Linked DNA regions of Homo sapiens: regions 1, 2 and 3 are each linked to region 4. Evidence: read pairs that join two places in POLR2A ChIA-PET (ENCODE). Cell type or tissue: OCI-LY7. All regions are shown on one strand. Each heading gives the region's core, and the rest is flanking DNA. Links, peaks and the distances in the headings are about the cores only.

Region 1 (4,490 bases), core at 219-4,218, 160 kb after region 4:
TTGAACACTTAGAGACCACTATAGGGTTATTATTTGGACTTATTTCAATATTGCTGTGTCTCAGGGAATAAGGAGGCCTGAAGAGAAGGGAGAGAGATGGGGAATAGCTATTGGAGCAGTGAGAATATACACAGCATTTACTGATTAAGTTTACCATCTTATATGAGCACAGTGCATGGTGCCCCAAAACAATTAACAATAGTAACATTGAAGAACACTGATCGCAGGCTGGGCATGGTGGTTCACACCTGTAATCCTAGCACTTTAGGAGGCTGAGGTGGGTAGATCACCTGAGATCAGGAATTCAAGACCAGCCTGACCAACATGGTGAAACCCTGTCTCTACTACAAAAATTAGCCAGGTCTGCTGGCAGGCGCCTATAACCCCAGCTACTCAGTAGGCTGAGGCAGGAGAATTGCTTGAACCCGGGAGGCGGAGGTTGCAGTGAGCCGAGAGCTGAGATCCTGCCACTGCATTCCAGCCTGGGTGACAGGGCAAGACTATTGTCTCCAAAAAACAAACAAACAAACAAAAAAACACTGATTACACATCACCATAAGAGATAAAATAATAATGAAAAAGCTTCTTGAGATAATAGGAGCATCACCAAAATGTAAGGGAGGCATACAAAGTGAGCAAATGCTGTTGGAAAATTGGCACCAGTAGACTTACCTGAAGCAGGGCTGCCACAAACCTCAATTTGTAAAAAGCGCAATATCTGTAAAGCACAATAAAATGAGGTATGCCTGTAGGGCCAGGAAAAATTGAGGAAAAATTCATTCCTCTTCACTGCCCCACAGGTGTCTTGGGGAGAGGGAGTATGAAAAACTAATTTAATTTTACCCTTTGTCTTTCAGGTTTGTCCTATTTCAAAGGCACGTGATGGGATCTTTTTGAAGTGCCTTTCTTAGCCACACCTAGGGATTAGGTTCTCTGAATTCAGGGACTTCTCACAGTATGTTTTTACTTGGTTGCCTTCCTTTTCCTAAAATGATTTAAGAAGTCCTTTGCACATACAGAATGCTCCGTGGCCATTAAATAACAACCCTTTTCCTGCCAGTCATTGACCTCCAAAAATTCAAGGGGTCAGTTTGTTTGAACTTGAGATCTAACACCATTTGTTCAGTTTTTTTGTTGAAATTACTGAATCAAACTTCAGAAAAAGGGTGGGGAGCACAACAGAGTGACAAAATTATGCTATTAAGTTGTGTAGAAAATAGAAAACACTTTTGAACATATAGACAAGATAAAAAGGCCACGTTTTGCGTTCGTCATACAACCGCTAAAAATACAGCAGTGCCTTGCTGCTGCTCTGTCTCTGTGGAATATCATGGTTAAAGTATAACCCCCATTTGGTGCATAGGAAAAAGGCACACAAAATTAATTTAATTTTTCTAAGATTACATATATAAAATTACAAGGAACGTGTAGATTTCCTGACTATACCTGGTATTTTATCAATGAATTGAAATGTGTAAAGAACCTCAGAGTACAACAGAGTAATTACTATGGTTTCCTAGCATGCATTGTAACTACTTAATACATTATTAATTATTCAGGGAGGTGGTTTTTTCTAGTTGCTACTATGTATATTTTGATTTTTTTTTTTTTTAGCACAGAGGCATAGTAATATTTGTATTAATGTTGGTGAAATGAAAATTTAAAATTTTATGTAAAATGAAAATTTAAATTGAATTTCAGAACAAAACTTTATCAAATATTTTCCAAAATAGGCTTTTGTGTTTTAAGTTTCTACCTTAATTAACTTTTAGGCCACCCTTGGTTTTTGAAATTTGAATCTGATTCTGTTTTCTTCAAGGGCCTGTATCTTCCTTTGTATACGCTTTGCATAGCAAGTACAGGTCATGCTTAGCATTGTGTTGAATGTTGAGTTTATTTCAGTGTAAACTGAATGCTTTAGCGTAAACTCAGCATTCAACACAATGTCTGGCATTAAATGATTTGCATAGTATTATGTAAAATGTTCTTGTACATTGTAGCAGTGAGGATATCTGATATAATTTTGACATCAGCATTATATATGTAATTACATTTCTATTTTTAAGTATTAAGGAATGGAAATATTTTAATCTTAATATACTTAGGAACTCTGGGATCTTCCCCAACCTCCCCACTTCCCCCAATAGCTGCTGCTGGAGATGGAATCCTATCTGAGGGTTAATAATAATGCCATCACCCATTCCCTTCCCCCAGCCTTATGCTAGAGCCTAGTTTGCCTGCAGCTGCAGTGCTAGGCATCTTTCAGGAAGTGACCTTGGCTTGTATTAATCAAATTCAGAACACACAAAAAAGCTTCTTGCTAACATGCTGACTTGATGTAAAATTTTATCGCATCCATTTTGTTTCAAAATGAGGCCATTTTGTAAAAAGAAGATATACAGAAGACCCCTAATTTATTATATATCTATATATACGTATATGTAAAGCTTTTGCAAACCATGTTGAAAAAACAACTAGGTCTATTTTAAAGTAGACTTTTTATTGCCAAATATGCATAAACTTAAATCATGAAGGCTTGGGAATTGTTACTAGAAAATTACTTCTTTTAATGTCGAATTAAGAAAAAACTATCAGCATCGAGTTTATTTACTATCTTAACTGACATTATATTGCTATATAAACTTTAAACACTGAAGTTATTTTGGAACCCTTCAGCAGTTATATTAAGTCACACACTTCTGTATATTTGCTTACTTTCACGTTTTCAGAAATAACTGGTATCTTACTTTGCTGGTTTGGATAAGAGCTAATATCCTACATGAAATCGTTTTCTTAGGCAATGGTGGTGCCTACAGGGTATTCTAAACGTAAAGGTAAATTTAAGTCAATGAGTCTGTTAAAATTCAACTACCTATTGTGTCAAAGAGAGAAATATTGCTAACTACAAATTTACAGTGTGTTCATTTAGGATTTGACTAATCATTTTAATAGTAGAGCAGTTAATACAGCGATTTCACTTTTATCCTGTGGTGCTTCAAAGGCATCTAGTTTTTAAATGTAGTCCAGTTAAGGTGTATGTAGTAGAGGTTTTCATTTTAGACTTGCTCAATGTTAAATATAGAATGTTGAAAATATTATTTAATGGATTAGTTTATTGGTTTCTGCATTTGAAGAAATTTACATAAATTAGTTAGGGAGCAGTTGTACCTACTGCCAAATGGTTCACTCCTGAGTTTATTGTACAGTTACTCCCAGGTACTGAAATATAAGAAAAGAAAAATTTAAACCTTAGCTAAGAGCTCTGCCTGCATTTCTGTGGATCCACATTATGAAAAGGATAGAGGAACATTACCTGTGTATAGTAATGGTTTGAGGAGAGGGTAGGGAAACTATGCAAATAAAAAAATTGGGGTATAGGCAAATCCTTCAGTTAGATGTCTTTATTATCTGAGTTACTTTTAAAGCATTTACTGGATACACAACCAGTATTATCTTTTTACCATCCTATAAATTGTTCATAGAATTGCAACCTCATGGAGGAAAATCCATCTCCTTTACCTGCCTAAATTTATTCTTTGTCTTGATACTAGCATTAATAATTGGTTTGTTAGATACTACAGGCTAAAGAAACTCAGATTTCAAGAAGAAAGAAGATAATTACTCGATCATTTCTCCCCTCAAACACCTGTTTAAAATATATTGTCTTGAATAAAATTGTCACCTTGAACTTATTGTGTTCTTTGCCTTCTCCACTCCCCTGTCCTTAAAAAAAATAAAAAGAAGGGAAAGCCTTATAAGAAAAGGAAAATGTGCAATCCTGGTAGCCAATGAGTTAATGTTCATTTGCAGCCCGAGGGGTCAGCATGCAGCCTGTGTTTCCTGATTGGCTGCTAAAAGGTGAAATTGAAACCACTGTAAACTTTTGACCCTGTAGCAATTCTTGTGGAACGCCTTCCACTGGTGGAGCCCAGAGCTTTGCTCACTTCCCCACCCAACTCTCCCACCCTCTTTCCTGTATTTATTTTGTGTGATCCTGCAGCACTGCATGCAGTTTTTCCAAAGTGGCAGGGAGAGAGAGGCAGAACAAGCGCAAGCAAGCGGCTTGCTTGAATGCCTGTTTTGGTAACCATTGGATAAGAGCTAATATTCAACTCAGCCAAAGATATCAGGCCTTTTATACTAATCTGCCAACCAGATTTTTAAGTTTTCTCCTTAATCTAAAGCTAATTTAAAAAAATTTAGGCTAGTTTAGTTCCATTGTTCATCAGTGGATAGTATCGTTGTATAAGCAAAAATGTATGGCATAATTTCCTGGATGTCTTGAATTAAAAATAAGTTTTAAGTTTTAGCTACCTTTACCCCATTTATGTTTCCTGTATCCCTATGTAATTTTTACACAAATGGCCATTTCATAGAAGGTTTTTTGTCTTTTGCCTTTATTATGAAGAAACTCAAATGGCATTTTGGTTATGACAACTCTGGACATAATTGCAGAAATTGTACAATTAATGCCTCCCCCTTTGGCTGAG
Region 2 (4,490 bases), core at 248-4,247, 60 kb after region 4:
TTTGGAGGTCAGAAGCAAGATGGAGTCAACTATGTAAAATTTATCTTACTGTCATAATTTGGCAGAGGCAGTTTCAAGGTCAGCAGTGAATGGTAGCCGCAGTGTGCTATCATTGCACCTGTGAAAAGCCACTGTAATCCAGCCTGGACAACATAGCAAGGCCCTGTCTTTTAAAAAATCTATTTTAAAAAAGGCTGGGCAAGGTGGCTCATGCCTGTAATCCCAACACTTTGGGAGCCTGAGGTGGGCAGATCACCTGAGGTCAGGAGTTCCAGACCAGCCTGGCCAACATGGCGAAACCCTGTCTTTGCCAAAAATACAAAAATTAGCTGGACATGATGGCGCATGCCTGTAATCCCATCTACTCAGGAGGCTGAGGCAGGAGAACTGCTTGAACCCAGGAGGCAGAGGTTGCAGTGAGCTGAGATTGCACCACTGCATTCCAGCCTGGGCGACAAAGGGGGACTCCATCTCAAAAAAAAAAAAAGTGTATAATCAGGCATCCAACTCAACCCGATTGACTAGGACTTTCCTGATTTTAACACTGCAAACCTGGAAAGTCCTGGACAAACCAGAAGGAGCCGGTCATCCTACTTATATGGTACTCAGCATTTGCCAGGCATGAAGTCCGTGATCAGGGACTGCTAACAGGCGGCGGGCCAACTCACAGGCCAAATCCAGCCCCACCACTAGTTTTCTTTTTTTTTTGAATTGAAAAAATTTTGGACCAAGCATGGTGGCTTACACCTGTAATCCCCACACTTGGGAGGCTGAGATGGGAGGATTGCTTGAGGCTGGGAGTTTGAGACCAGCCTGGGCAACTCAGGGAGATCCTATCTCTACAAATTAAAATGAGAAGTAAATAATTTTGATAATTGCAGATTCACACGCACTTGTAAAAAATAATACAGAGATCTCTTTTACATTTTGTCCATTTTCCTCCAACTATGCAAAAGCATAGTATAATATCACATTCGGGATGTTGATATTCATATGACCCACCAATCTTATTCAGATTTCTCTTATTTGTAGAGATGGGGTTTTGCCATGTTGGCTAGGCTGGTCTTGAACTCCTGGCCTCAGGTGATCTGCCCATCTCAGCCTCCCAAAGTGCTGGGATTACAGGCATGAGCCACCTCACCGGACCAGATTTCCCTTTTTAGCTGTACTCATTTGTGTGTGTATTAAGTTCTATAAAATTTTATCACGTCTTGTGTGTCCACCACCGCAGTCCAGATACTGAACAGTTTCAAGACCACAGGGACCCTCATTGTGCCTTTGTATAACCTCACCCACACCTCTGTCCCACAGACTGCACTCCCAGCCCTCATCCTTAACCCCCTGGCAACTGCTAATCTGTCCTCCAGTTCTAAAATGTCATTTCAAAAATGTTACAAGCTGGATGTGGTGGCTTACGCCTGTAATCCCAGCACTTTGGGAGGCCGAGGTGGGCGGATCACCTGAGGTCAGGAGTTTGAGACCAGCCTGGTCAACATGGTGAAACCCCGTCTCTACTGAAATTAGCCGGGTGTGGTGGCAGGTACCTGCAATCCCAGCTACTCGGGAGGCTGATGCAGGAGAATCACTTGAACCTGGGAGGCAGAAGTTGCAGTGGGCTGAGATCACACCACTGCACTCCAGCCTGGGCAACAGAGCAAGACTCTGTGCCCCTGCCCCCCTGCTCCCCACACAAAAAGTTACACAACTGGAACCATACCCAATCCCCATACAGTATGTAATTTTAGGGGATTTTATTTCCCCCTCAGCATAATTTTCTGGAGATTCTTTCTAACCGTCGCACGAACCAACAATTCATTTCTCTTTATTGCTGAGTAGTATTCCATGATACAGATGTACCAGTTTAACTATTTACTTGTTGAAGCATATCTGGGCTGATACCAGTCTTTGGTTCTGCCTCCTGTTTTTATATAAAGTTGTATTGGAACACAGCCATGCCCATTTATTTACATTTTGTCTATGACTGCTCCTTAGAGTTGAATAGTTTCATCACAGACCATAGAGCCCACAGCCTAAAATATTTACTCTCCAGCCCTTTGTAGAAAAAGTTTGCCAACCCTTATTCCAAGCACCTAACATTTATTAATCTTAATTTTCACAATATCCCTATATAATTGTTATCTTCGTTTCGCAAAGGGAGAAACTGAAGCATAAAGAAAGTAAGTAATTTGCTCATAGTCACACAGCCGAGCTAGGTTTTGAACTCAGCAATATGGCTCTAGGGGCTGCCTCTTAACCAGTCCTCCTCAAAAGATAATCTTACTTCTCAGTTCAAGACAGAGGAACTCGGCTGGGCGCAGTGGCTCACACCTGTAATCCCAACACTTTGGGAGGCCAAGGTGGGCAGATCACCTAAAGTCAAGAGTTCCAGACCAGCCTGGCCAACATAGTGAAACTCTGTCTCTACTAAAAATACGAAAATTAGCTGGGCTTGGTGGCAGGCTCCTGTAATCCCAGCTACTCGGGAGGCTGAGGCAGGAGAATCGCTTGAACCTGGGAGGCAGAGGTTGCAGTGAGCTGAGATCACACCATTGCACTCCAGCCTGGGCGACAAGAGTGAGACTCTGTCTCAAAAAAAAAAAAAACAAAAAACCACACACACACACACACAAACAGAGGAACTGAAAACTGAGATAAGCACACAAGAGAGCTAGCAGCTGAACAACAGGGCTTCTCTTTGAGGGCTAGAAGGAACGGTAGGATTTAACTTGTGATCATTTGCTTTGTTACCTGAATAATGCTTGGAACAGAGCTAAAATTTCTCATTCATTTGAATTAATTTGATATAGGGCTTTTTAAATTTTACCAGGATTTTACAAAGGTTCAGGACCCAAGTGTCTCTGGTCCCCTGACTTTCTTCCTTTCTTTCTTTTTCAGACAGAGTTTCGCTCTTGTCACCCAGGCTGGAGTTCAGTGACACGATCTCGGCTCACTGCAACCTCCGCCCCCCGGGTTCAAGCCATTCTCCTGCCTCAGCCTTCCGAGTAGCTGGGATTACAGGCGCCCACCACCGTGCCCGGCTAATTTTTGTATTTTTAGTAGAGATGGGGTTTCACCATCTTGGCCAGGCTGGTCTTGAACTCCTGACCTCATGATCCACCCACTTCAGCCTCCCAAAGTGCTGGGATTACAGGCTTGAGCCACCACATCTGGTCAGTCCCCTGACTTTCACAGCCACATTTGTAACTGGAAAATTAGCACAGTCATTGTTATCTTTTGCTTGTATCCCAGGGGTTTTTCAGGTAAGTACAGACCTGAACCTAGAGAAACTTCCCTAGGCCAGCATGAGGCTAAATGGTGGCTTTTAATGGAAATACTTTTCTTTCTTCTTCTTTTTTTTTTTTTTGAGAGGGAGTCTTGCACTGTCGCCCAGGCTGGAGTGCAGTGGCATGATCTTGGCTCACTGCAAGCTCTGCCTCCCAGGTTCACGCCATTCTCCTGCCTCAGCCTCCCGAGTAGCTGGGACTACAGGTGCCCGCCACCATGCCCGACTAATTTTTTGTATTTTTAGTAGAGACGGGGTTTCACCGTGTTAGCCAGGATGGTCTTGATCTCCTGACCTTGTGATCCGCCCACCTCGCCCTCCCAAAGTGCTGAGATTACAGGCGTGAGCCACCGCATCTGGCCGCCTTTCTTCATTTTTGTGGGGAGACTTATGCCCAGCTGAGAGAATTTGGGTCTCCCTTTAGGGTGACCAACTATCATGATTTTCCTGGGATTGAGGGGGTTTCTGGATTGTAGGACTTGCAGTGCTAAAACCTCTGCCTCCTGGGCCCAAGTGATTCTCCTGCCTCAGCCTCCCAAGTAGCTGGGATTACAGGCACATGCCACCACGCCCGGCTAATTTTGTATTTTTAGTAAAGACGGGGTTTCACCATGTTGGTCAGGCTGGTCTCAAACTCCTGACCTCAGGTGATCCACCCACCTTGGCCTCCCAAAGTGCTGGGATTACAGGTGTGAGCCACCACATCCAGCTTGTAACATTTTTGAAATGACAACATTTTAGAACTGAAGGACAGATTAGCGGTTGCCAGGGGGTTAAGGATGAGGGCTGGGAGTGCAGTCTGTGGGAGAGAGGTATGGTGGCTCATGGCTGTAATCCCAGAACTTTGGGATTACAGGTGGGTGGATCACCTGAGGTCAGGAGTTCGAGACCAGCCTGGCCAAAATGGTGAAACCCCGTCTCTACTAAAAATACAAAAATTAGCCAGGCGGGTGTGGTGGTGCACACTTGTAATCCCAGTACTTTGGGAGGCTGAGGTGGGTAGATCACTTGAGGTCAGGAGTTCGAGACCAGCCTGGCCATCATGGTGAAACCCCATGTCTATTAAAAATACAAAAATTAGCCAGGCTTGATGGCGCATTTCAGTAATCCCAGCTATTTGAGAGGCTGAAGCAGGAGAATCGCTTGAACCCAGGAGGCAGAGGTTGCAGCGAACTGAGATCACTCCACTGCACCCCAGCCTGGGTGA
Region 3 (4,490 bases), core at 295-4,294, 75 kb after region 4:
GGCTCATGCCTGTAATCCCAGCACTTTGGGAGGCTGAGGTGGGAGAATATTTTGAGGTCAGGAGTTTGAGATGAGCCTGGGCAACATAGGGAGACCCTTGTCTCTACAAAAAAAAAAAAAAAATTAGCAGGGCATAATGGCACCTGCCTGGGGTCTCAGCTACTTGGGAGGCTGAGGTGGGAAGATCACTTGAACCTAGGAGGTCGAGGCTGCAGTGAGCCACGATTGTGCCACTGCACTCCAGCCTGGGCAAGAGAGTAAGACCCTGACTCAAAAAAATCAAAAACAGAAAAGGAGATTGTACCACACTGAGACTTCCTACTAGAGGTAGAATTAGAAGAGGATTGAAAAAGGGGTGACTGAGGCCGGGCGTGGTGGCTCAAGCCTGTAATCCCAGCACTTTGGGAGGCTGAGATGGGTGGATCACCTGAGGTCAGGAGTTCGAGACCAGCCTGGCCAACATGGTGAAACCCCATCTCTACTAAAAATACAAAAAAATTAGCCAGGGGTGGTGGTGGTGCCTGTAATCCCAGCTACTCGGGAGGCTGAGGCAGGAGTGTCGCTTGAACCCAGGAGGCAGAGGTTGCAGTGAGCCAAGATTGCACCATTGCACTCCAGCCTGGGCAATGGGAGCCAAACTCCATCTCGAAAAAAAAAGAAAGAAGAAAGAAAGAAAGAGAGAGAGAGAGAGAGAGAAAGACAGAAAGAAAAAGAAAGAAAGAAAGAAGAGAAAAGAAAGAAAGGAAAAGGGGTGACTGGCTGGGTGTGGTAGCTCACGGCTCTAATCCCAGCACTTTGGGAGGCTGGGATGGGAGGATCACTTGAGGCCAGGAGTTTGAGACCAGCCTGGGCAACATCGTGAGACCCCCCCATCTCTACTTAAAAAAAAAATGAAAGAGAGATTCCTTTCCACAGTGCTTTTTAATGGTGCCCGAATATTTTACCAAAAATAATCTCATCTACACTAGGGGAAACATTGAGTTTAAATTGCTCATTTCACAAACGTAGAAACTGAGGCCCAGTATGGGGGTTGAAATTTTCCAGGGTAGTCATTTGGGAATTTGTCAAGTCTGGACTGTAAGCTTTCATAATAGGAACTGCATTGGCATGTGCTTGGGACAGGTCTGGTATACAGTGTCATTCAATAAATGAGTCCTGAGCCAGGCATGGTGACACATGCCTATAGTCCCAGCTACTCAAGAGGCTGAGGCTGGAGGGTCCCTTGAACCCAAGAATTTGAGGTTGCAGTGAACTATGATTGCACCACTGCACTCCAGACTAGGCTACAGAGTAAGACCATGTCTCTAGAAAAAAAAAAGTAATAATAAATAAGAAAAAAAGAGAAAGAAATTAGTTTTTTTTTTTTAGAGACGGAGTCTCACTCTGTTGCCCAGGCTGGAGTGCAGTGGTGTGATCTCGGCTCACTGTAACCTCTGCTTCCCGGGTTCAAGCAATTCTCCTGCCTCAGCCTCCTGAGTAGCTGGGACTACAGGCGCATGCTGCCACGCCTGGCTAATTTTTTGTATTTTAGTAGAGACGGGGTTTCACCGTTGTTGCCCAGGCTGGTCTCGAACTCCTGAGCTCAGGCAATCCACCTGCCTCGGCCTCCCAAAGTGCTAGGATTACAGGCGTGAGCCACCGTGCCCGGCCAGAAATTAGTTTTTATTTTATTTATGTATTTATTCATTTATTTTGAGATGGAGTCTCGCTCTGTCCCTTGGCTGGAGTGCCGTGGCGCGATCTCGGCTCACTGCAAGCTCCGCTTCTGGGGTTCACGCCATTCTCCTGCCTCAGCCTCCCGAGTAGCTGGAACTACAGGTGCCTGCTACCATGCCCAGCTAATTTTTTTGTATTTTTAGTGGAGACGGGGGTTTCACCGTGTTAACCAGGATGGTCTTGATCTCCTGACCTCGTGATCTGCCCACCTCGGCCTCCCAAAGTGCTGGGATTACAGGCCTGAGCCAGGTTCTTTATCAAACCTGCTTGTTTTTTGTTTTTTTTTGTTTTTTATGATATTATTCTGTTTGCATATTTTGGTACCTTCTTTTGTGTCTTTAATAATTATTAGCTCATCTTTCGATGGTTTTTGTGCAAACATGCTATTATCTGAAAGTACGCCTTTGCTTGCTGGGTTGACTCCTAGCTCCAGGAGGATGATTTCTATATTGTAATTTTGGATTACATGAGCCCCAAGGCCTGATTTCCTGCCCTTGTATTTGCATTGCATTAGGAGGTCTTTGCTTTCTGAGACCCGTGACACCTCCTCCTCTGGCATAGTATCTATCAGTTCACACTACCGGTTGGGTTTCAGTTCCATTTTTGTTTTTTGACATGGGGGATTTCCCTTTCTTTCCTGTGAACCCTGTGATTCATTTAAAAGAGTACTTGTTATCTTTTACTCAGAATTTCCAGATGTTTTTGCGGGTGGGGTTGAGTGTTTCAGGCTATCTAATCTGCTGTATTGCTGGAAACTGACCACCTTTGCGCTTTTTTTAGTTTCTTTTCTCTACCCCCTAGCTCTGAATATTCAGTTTCTGTTCTTTCATTTCCCACCCTACTCCCTCCTGTCTCATATATCTTTTATACCTTCAGCTTCAAATCCTTTTCTTAACAAGTTGATTTACTCTGGAGTTTCTAATTTAAATGCATCCCAGGTGGCAATCTCACAGGTCAACCTGGTTCCTGTTGGGCCAGATATTCTGGGTCCAGCTATCTCATAAATCACTTGCCCTGCCCATGCATTGGCTGCCCCTGGGGCTGATGCCCATGTCTGACACAATCAGCTGTGGTGTGAGCAGAAGTTGCCAGTCACATGGTACCAAAGAAGGTGACTTCTGCTCTGTCTTTAGAAGGGTCTGTGGGTAAGTGGGGCAGACATCATGACTGACATGTACAGTAACATCCTTAACAGGTTTGCAATGTAGTTGATTGATAATAGCCAGAAGGTTTAAAATATTTTTTTTTTTGAGATGGAGTTTTGCTCTTTTTGCCCAGGCTGGTGTGCAATGGCGCGATCTCGGCTCACTGCAACCTCTGCCTCCCAGGTTCAAGTGATTCTCCTGCCTCAGCCTCCCGAGTAGCTGGGATTACAGGCATGCACCACCACCCTGGCTAATTTTGTATTTTTAGTAGAGACGGGTTTTCTCCATGTTGGTCAGGCTGGTCTTGAACTCCTGACCTCAGGTGATCCGCCCACCTCGGCCTCACAAAGTGCTGGGATTACAGGCGTAAGCCACCACGCCTGGCAAATTTTTATTTTTTTTAAAGCTAGAATCTTAACTTGCCTTATACATTCACCTCTGGCATAGATACTGTTTGCATGCCCCAACATGGCTACTCCTTCCATGTTCCTACTCTGTAAGTACTAAATCATTGATAGAGGGTTTGTCCTCTCAAATAAGCTTACTGTCATCACTTTAAAACACTATTTCTTTTCTTTACTTTTTTTTTTTTTTTTTTGAGACGGAGTTTCACTGTTCTTGTTGCCCAGGCTGGAGTGCAATGGCACGGTCTTGGCTCACTGCAACCTCTGCCTCCTGGGTTCAAGCAATTCTCCTGCCTCAGCCTCCTAAGCAGCTGGAATTACAGGCACCCGCCACCACGCCTGGCTAATTTTTATATTTTTAGTAGATACGGGGTTCCACCATGTTGGCCAGGCTGGTCTCGAACTCTTGACCTCAGGTGATCCGCCCGCCTCGGCCTCCCTAAGTTCTGGGATTACAGGTGTGAGCCACCGCACCTGGTCCCCGAATTCATTTTTTAAAAAAGGAAGTGTTTTATTCCAGGGCTGGAGTCAGCCAACCTTTAAATGCCCCCGAAACTCTATATGATGGGATACCATGTAGCCAGTGAAACATTATGAAGCTGCTTAACATTCAACAGTTAAAAAAGATCTCCCAGATACTTTACTTTTAAAAGAAGTTGTGGATACATTGTAGGTGTATATATCAATGGGGTATACAGGATGTCTTGTTACAGGCATGCAATGTGAAATAAGCACATCATGGAGAATGGGGTCCAGATACTTTAAGTTAAAAAAAAAAAAAGAGATAAAGCAGTGTGTATAATAGGCCTTATTTTGTGTTACAAAAATGTATATATATATAGACCAGATGCGGTGGCTCACGCCTGTAATCCCAACACTTTGGGAGGCCAAGGCAGGCGGATCACTTGAGGTTAGGAGTTCAAGACCAGCCTGGCCAACATGGTGAAACCCCGGCTCTACTGAAAATTAAAAAAATTAGCTGGGCGTGGTGGTGCACGCCTGTAATCCCAGCTACTTGGGAGGTTGAGTCAGGAGAATTGCTTGAACCCGGGAGGTGGAGGTTACAGTGAGCAGAGATCACGCCACTGCACTCCAGCCTGCGTGACAGAGGGAGACTCCATCTCAGAAAAAAAAAAAAAAGAATATATATAAATACGTGTGTGTGTGTGTGTGTGTTTATTTGTAAATGCATCTCTTAAATAATACCTAAGAAATTGGCAATGGT
Region 4 (4,490 bases), core at 333-4,332:
AAAAAACCCCAAAAAACATTATATCTTCCTGGCTAAGTGATTGGCTTATGGTAACTCAGACTGAGCCAACGAAGCCCTCCTCAGTTTGTTCTTGGAACTATTGTCAGGGGTATTTTCCCTTTCCATTGGTGTTGCTGTGCTGGTGAGAAATAACCCCAGAACCAGCAGGTAGGCAAAGCTACAGGAGAGGAAAGCCAACTTGGAGAAGAACCGAGAGATGATAGAGAAATGGAAACCAGCCATGTTGAGCCCCTGGGTTCAGGTTCACCTGATGTCCTCCAAACTTTTTGTTCAGGCTAGTTTAGGATGTGCCTATATTTCTTGCAAATGAGTCTCCAAATACAAACCCCAAATCATTGTAGCAAAATGCACTGACCAACTGTGCTTCCACGATCAGATCAGTAAGCTGGGTGCAGTGGCTCATGCCTGTAATCCCAGCACTTTGGGAGGCCAAGGTGGGCGGATCACTTGAGGTCAGGAGTTGGAGAACAGCCTGGCCAACATGGTGAAACCCCATCTCTACTAAAAATACAAAAATTGGCCAGGTGTAGTGGCAGGCACCTGTAATCCCAGCTACTTGAGAGGCTGAGGCAGAAGAATCACTTGAACCTCGGAGGCAGAGGTTGCAGTGAGCTGATATCATGCCACTGCACTTCAGCCTGGGCGACAGAGCAAGACTCCGTCCCAAAACAAACAAACAAACAAACAAACAAACAAACAAAAACCAATGTGTAAGTGAACAGAGAGAACAAGAAGTTTAAGGAAAATTAAAAACATAAAGGACAAAGTGAGAGAAGAGAATATCTGTAAAATACATGAATACACACACACAGTAGATGTTTCATGGTTGTTTATCCCCCACCTCTCGCTGGAACACAGACTGGTGCCCCACTTCGTGCTTGGGATGTCCTTCCTCTGTTTCTTGGCTGAGTCGAACTTGTGCTGCTTCCTTTCTCCTTAAATATCCTTTCCTCTGGACAGGATGTTCCTGAAGGAGGCCACAAGGCAGAACATCTCGGCTAACTTTAGTTTGCTATTTTCAGCCTGAATTTGTGCCTGGGCAAATCAGTCCACGGACAGAGTATCCTCCCCAGTTGGATATTTCTTGCATGAGCATCAGAATTTTGTGGGACACAAGGCTTAGTTTCACTAAGCTCTGAGCCTCAAAACCTGGTATGCATCTGGGTTAGAGAGCCTCATCCAGTCTTTTTTTTTTTTTTTTTTTTTTGAGATGGAGTCTCACTCTGTCGCCCAGGCTGGAGTGCAGTGGCGTGATCTCAGCTCACTGCAAGCTCTGCCTCCCGGGTTCATGCCATTCTCTTGCCTCAACCTCCCGAGTAGCTAGGACTACAGGCACCCACCACCACACCCGGCTAATTTTTTGTATTTTTTTTTAGTAGAGACGGGGTTTCACCGTGTTAGCCAGGATGGTCTTGATCTCCTGACCTTGTGATCCGCCCGCCTCGGCCTCCCAAAGTGCTGGGATTACAGGCGTGAGCCACCGCGCCTGGCCCTCATCCAGTCTTAAAAAAAAATTCCCTGAGCTGTAGAATATATGGTGGACATATTTTCTGCATTCCTTTTTTGATGTAGGTAGGAAAAAAACCCAAAAAACCCCAAATCACAATTGTCCCTCCAGGGAACTGAGAAGCTGGGGTACTTACCCATTGACTCCTGTATTCCATTGGTTAAGAAAAGCTTCTGGTGGCTTTAAGTCCCTAACACTTTTTTGGGGCTGTCTTGCATCCTGTGCTGGAGACAGCTCTTAGGTTAAGAGACACAGGTGTTCAGCCTGGGCAACATAAGGCGACACTGTCTCTGCCAAAAAATAAAAAAAATAAAAAAATAAAAGCCAGGGGGTGGTGCGTGCACCTGTGGTCCCAGCAACTCAGGAGGCTGAAGTGAGAAAATTGCTCGAGTCTAGGAGGTTGAGGCTGCAGTGAGCTGTGATCATGCCACTGCCAGCAGCCTGGGCAACAGAGCAAGACTTTGCCTCAAGAGAAAAGAAAAACAGTCAGATGCGGTGGCTCATGCCTGTAAACCCAGCACTTTGGGAGGCTGAGGCAAGTGGATTACTTGAGGTCAGGAGTTCAAGACCAGGCTGGCCAACATGGCAAAACCCCATCTCTACTAAAAATACAAAAATTAGCTGGGCGTGGTGGCTTGCACCTGTAATCTCAGCTACTTGGGAGGCTGAGTTAGGAGAATCACTTGAACCTGGGAGGTGGAGGTGTCAGTGAGCCGAGATCACCCCACTGCCCTCCAGCCTATGCAACAGAATGAGACTCCATCTCAAAATAATAAAAAAGAGACTAGTGTGGGAGGATCACCTGAGCCCAGGAGGCGGAAGTTGCAGTGAGCTGAGATCACGCCACTACAGTTTAGCTTGGGTGACAGAGTGAGACTCTCTCAAAAAAGAAGAAGAAGAAGAAGAGAAACAGATGTGTGTGTGAGGTGGGAGCTGCCAGCCTGTCCATCATAGTTGTAGCTAATCTCAGAAGCAGGCCAAGGGGATTTGCTATAGGGCACCAGCAGTATATGCTAGAAAGAGAATGTAGTACATGTACTGGCTTGTAGCACAGGGGACATTCTAGTTTTAGGCAATGCTGAATCAAGGGCCTCAAATAATGTCAACAGGACTTGAACTTTCACCATCTTTTAGTTCCTTACACCTTATATCCTCTATTAGTGGCTTCTCACAACTGTGGGCTTAATCCTACCAGTCCAGGAGCCCCAGTAGAACAGAGCATCCTTTCTAACACCTGAGCTGACTTTCATGGTCTTGCTTGAGTTCTGTGCCCAGTCCTGCTCTACGGCCAGGAAGCTGTGGCCCTCTGATTGACCAGATCTGAGCTAAACGCAGTGGTGTGTTGATAAATGTCTAACAATAGTCTTTTTGAGAAAATAAAAGTTTTGATTTGTAGTGTTTCCTGATTTCTATGATGTAAGTACCCCCATTAGCTTGAAACCATAGCCGATTTCAATTACCAATGTAGTGTCAACCGGTTTACAGAACTCTTGTCATGTCCCATCAGCTCTAGTGAGCTAGTTCGAGCCAGCTCAAACACAATGCTGGCTCATGTGTCTCCTGTTGAACAGAGGCAGTTGAGGCACCCCATGCATTCCACAGGGACTGAAGGTGGGGAAGGGAAATCGGGTGCTGTTGTCACGATTTGGGGGGCGAATAGTTGCTGAATGGGAAAAACCAGGTCTCCATCAATCATACAGACAGACAGAGATCCTGTCTCCAAAAAAAAAAAAACAAACCCAAAAAACTGCAACAAACATCTTGGTAAATATATCCTTATAATATAAAATTATATATCCTTTGTTTGTTTGTTTGCTTGTTTGTTTTGAGACAGGGTTCTCGCTCTGTCACTCAGGCTGGAGTGCAGTGGTGTAAACTCAGCTCACTGCAACCTCTACCTTCCCGGCCTCTACCTCCCTCACTATAACCTCAACCTCACACCTCAGCCTCCTGAGTAGTTGGTAACATAGGCATACACCACCATGCCTGGCTAATTTTTTGTATTTTTGGTAGAGAGAGGGTTTCACCATGTTGCCCAAGCTGGTCTCGAACTCCTGAGTTCAAGCGATCCACCACCTTGGACTCCCAAAGTGCTGGGATTATAGGTGTGAGCCACCATGCCCGGCCACCTTATATATCCTTATATGTTGTCTTTTCTATAACACTGGTCAGCAAACCAAGGCCCACAGAAAACCAAACCCAGTCTGGCACCTGTTTTTGTTTTTGTTTGTTTGTTTGTTTGTTTGTTTGTTTATTTATTTATTTATTTATTTATTTTAGATGGAGTCTCCCTCTGTTGCCCAGGCTTGAGTGCAGTGGTGTGATCTTGGCTCACTGCAACCTCTGCCTCCCAGGTTCAAGTGATTCTCCTGTCTCGGCCTCTCGAGTAGCTGGGACTACAGGCACGCCCCACCATGCCCGGCTAATTTTTATATTTTTAGTAGAGACGGGGTTTTACCATGTTGCCTAGGCTGGTCTTGAACTCCTGACCTCAGATGATCCACCCGCCTCGGCCTCCCAAAGTGCTGGGATTACGGGCATGAACCACCTTGCCTGGCCTGGCACCTGTTTTGTAAACAAAGTTTTGCAGGAACACAGCAAACTCATTCATTTACATAATGTCTGTAGCTGCTTTTGCAGTACCCCAGCTGAATGGAGTCATTCAGAGACTGCATGGCCCAGAAAGCCTAAAATATTTACTCTCTGGCACCCTTTACAGAGAAAGTTTGTTAACCTCTGCTCTATAATATAGGACCTACATTATGGAAAGGGAAAAAGATATATGTTTTAAAAAATTTAACAGACAGCCGGATACAGTGGCTCACATCTGTAATCCCAGCACTTTGGGAGGCCAAGGCGGGTGGATCACCTGAGGTCAGGAGTTCAAGACCAGCCTGACCAACATGGCGAAACCCCGTCTCTAATAAAAATACAAAAATTAGCAACGCATGGTGGCACACAC

What was found. Peaks named below come from ENCODE experiments on the same cell type or tissue, not always from the same donor. Only the 100,000 strongest peaks of a DNase experiment are listed, where the experiment ranks them.
Region 1: POLR2A ChIA-PET joins it to region 4 with 13 read pairs; 2 of 35 experiments call an interaction of 5 or more read pairs at or near these places.
Region 2: POLR2A ChIA-PET joins it to region 4 with 16 read pairs; 11 of 35 experiments call an interaction of 5 or more read pairs at or near these places.
Region 3: POLR2A ChIA-PET joins it to region 4 with 64 read pairs; 10 of 35 experiments call an interaction of 5 or more read pairs at or near these places.

What each region holds. Positions count from the first base shown.
Region 1 is chr20:47,572,891-47,577,380 of GRCh38, forward strand. The region is part of intron 1 of NCOA3 (nuclear receptor coactivator 3); the gene reads left to right. Among named protein-coding and RNA genes, the nearest start is that of NCOA3, 73 kb to the left of the region's middle. In OCI-LY7, for the core only: no CTCF peak of the experiment used is centred there; DNase peaks (open chromatin) are centred at 2,281 and 3,871; H3K4me3 peaks cover 2,738 bases; H3K27ac peaks cover 4,000 bases.
Region 2 is chr20:47,470,960-47,475,449 of GRCh38, forward strand. No RefSeq gene overlaps it. Among named protein-coding and RNA genes, the nearest start is that of NCOA3, 29 kb to the right of the region's middle. In OCI-LY7, for the core only: no CTCF peak of the experiment used is centred there; DNase peaks (open chromatin) are centred at 2,272 and 2,662; H3K4me3 peaks cover 1,419 bases; H3K27ac peaks cover 3,318 bases.
Region 3 is chr20:47,484,997-47,489,486 of GRCh38, forward strand. No RefSeq gene overlaps it. Among named protein-coding and RNA genes, the nearest start is that of NCOA3, 15 kb to the right of the region's middle. RefSeq lists enhancers at 1,559-1,628, 2,229-2,558, 2,589-2,638 and silencers at 2,849-2,898, 2,919-2,978. In OCI-LY7, for the core only: no CTCF peak of the experiment used is centred there; DNase peaks (open chromatin) are centred at 2,285, 2,805 and 3,923; H3K4me3 peaks cover 1,622 bases; H3K27ac peaks cover 4,000 bases.
Region 4 is chr20:47,410,406-47,414,895 of GRCh38, forward strand. It overlaps LINC01754 (long intergenic non-protein coding RNA 1754), which reads right to left and starts at 1,739. Exons shown (of 3, transcript NR_146496.1): 1 at 1,665-1,739. RefSeq lists enhancers at 3-192, 2,390-2,549, 4,283-4,332. In OCI-LY7, for the core only: no CTCF peak of the experiment used is centred there; DNase peaks (open chromatin) are centred at 1,836, 2,426, 3,006, 4,177 and 1 weaker place; H3K4me3 peaks cover 3,320 bases; H3K27ac peaks cover 4,000 bases.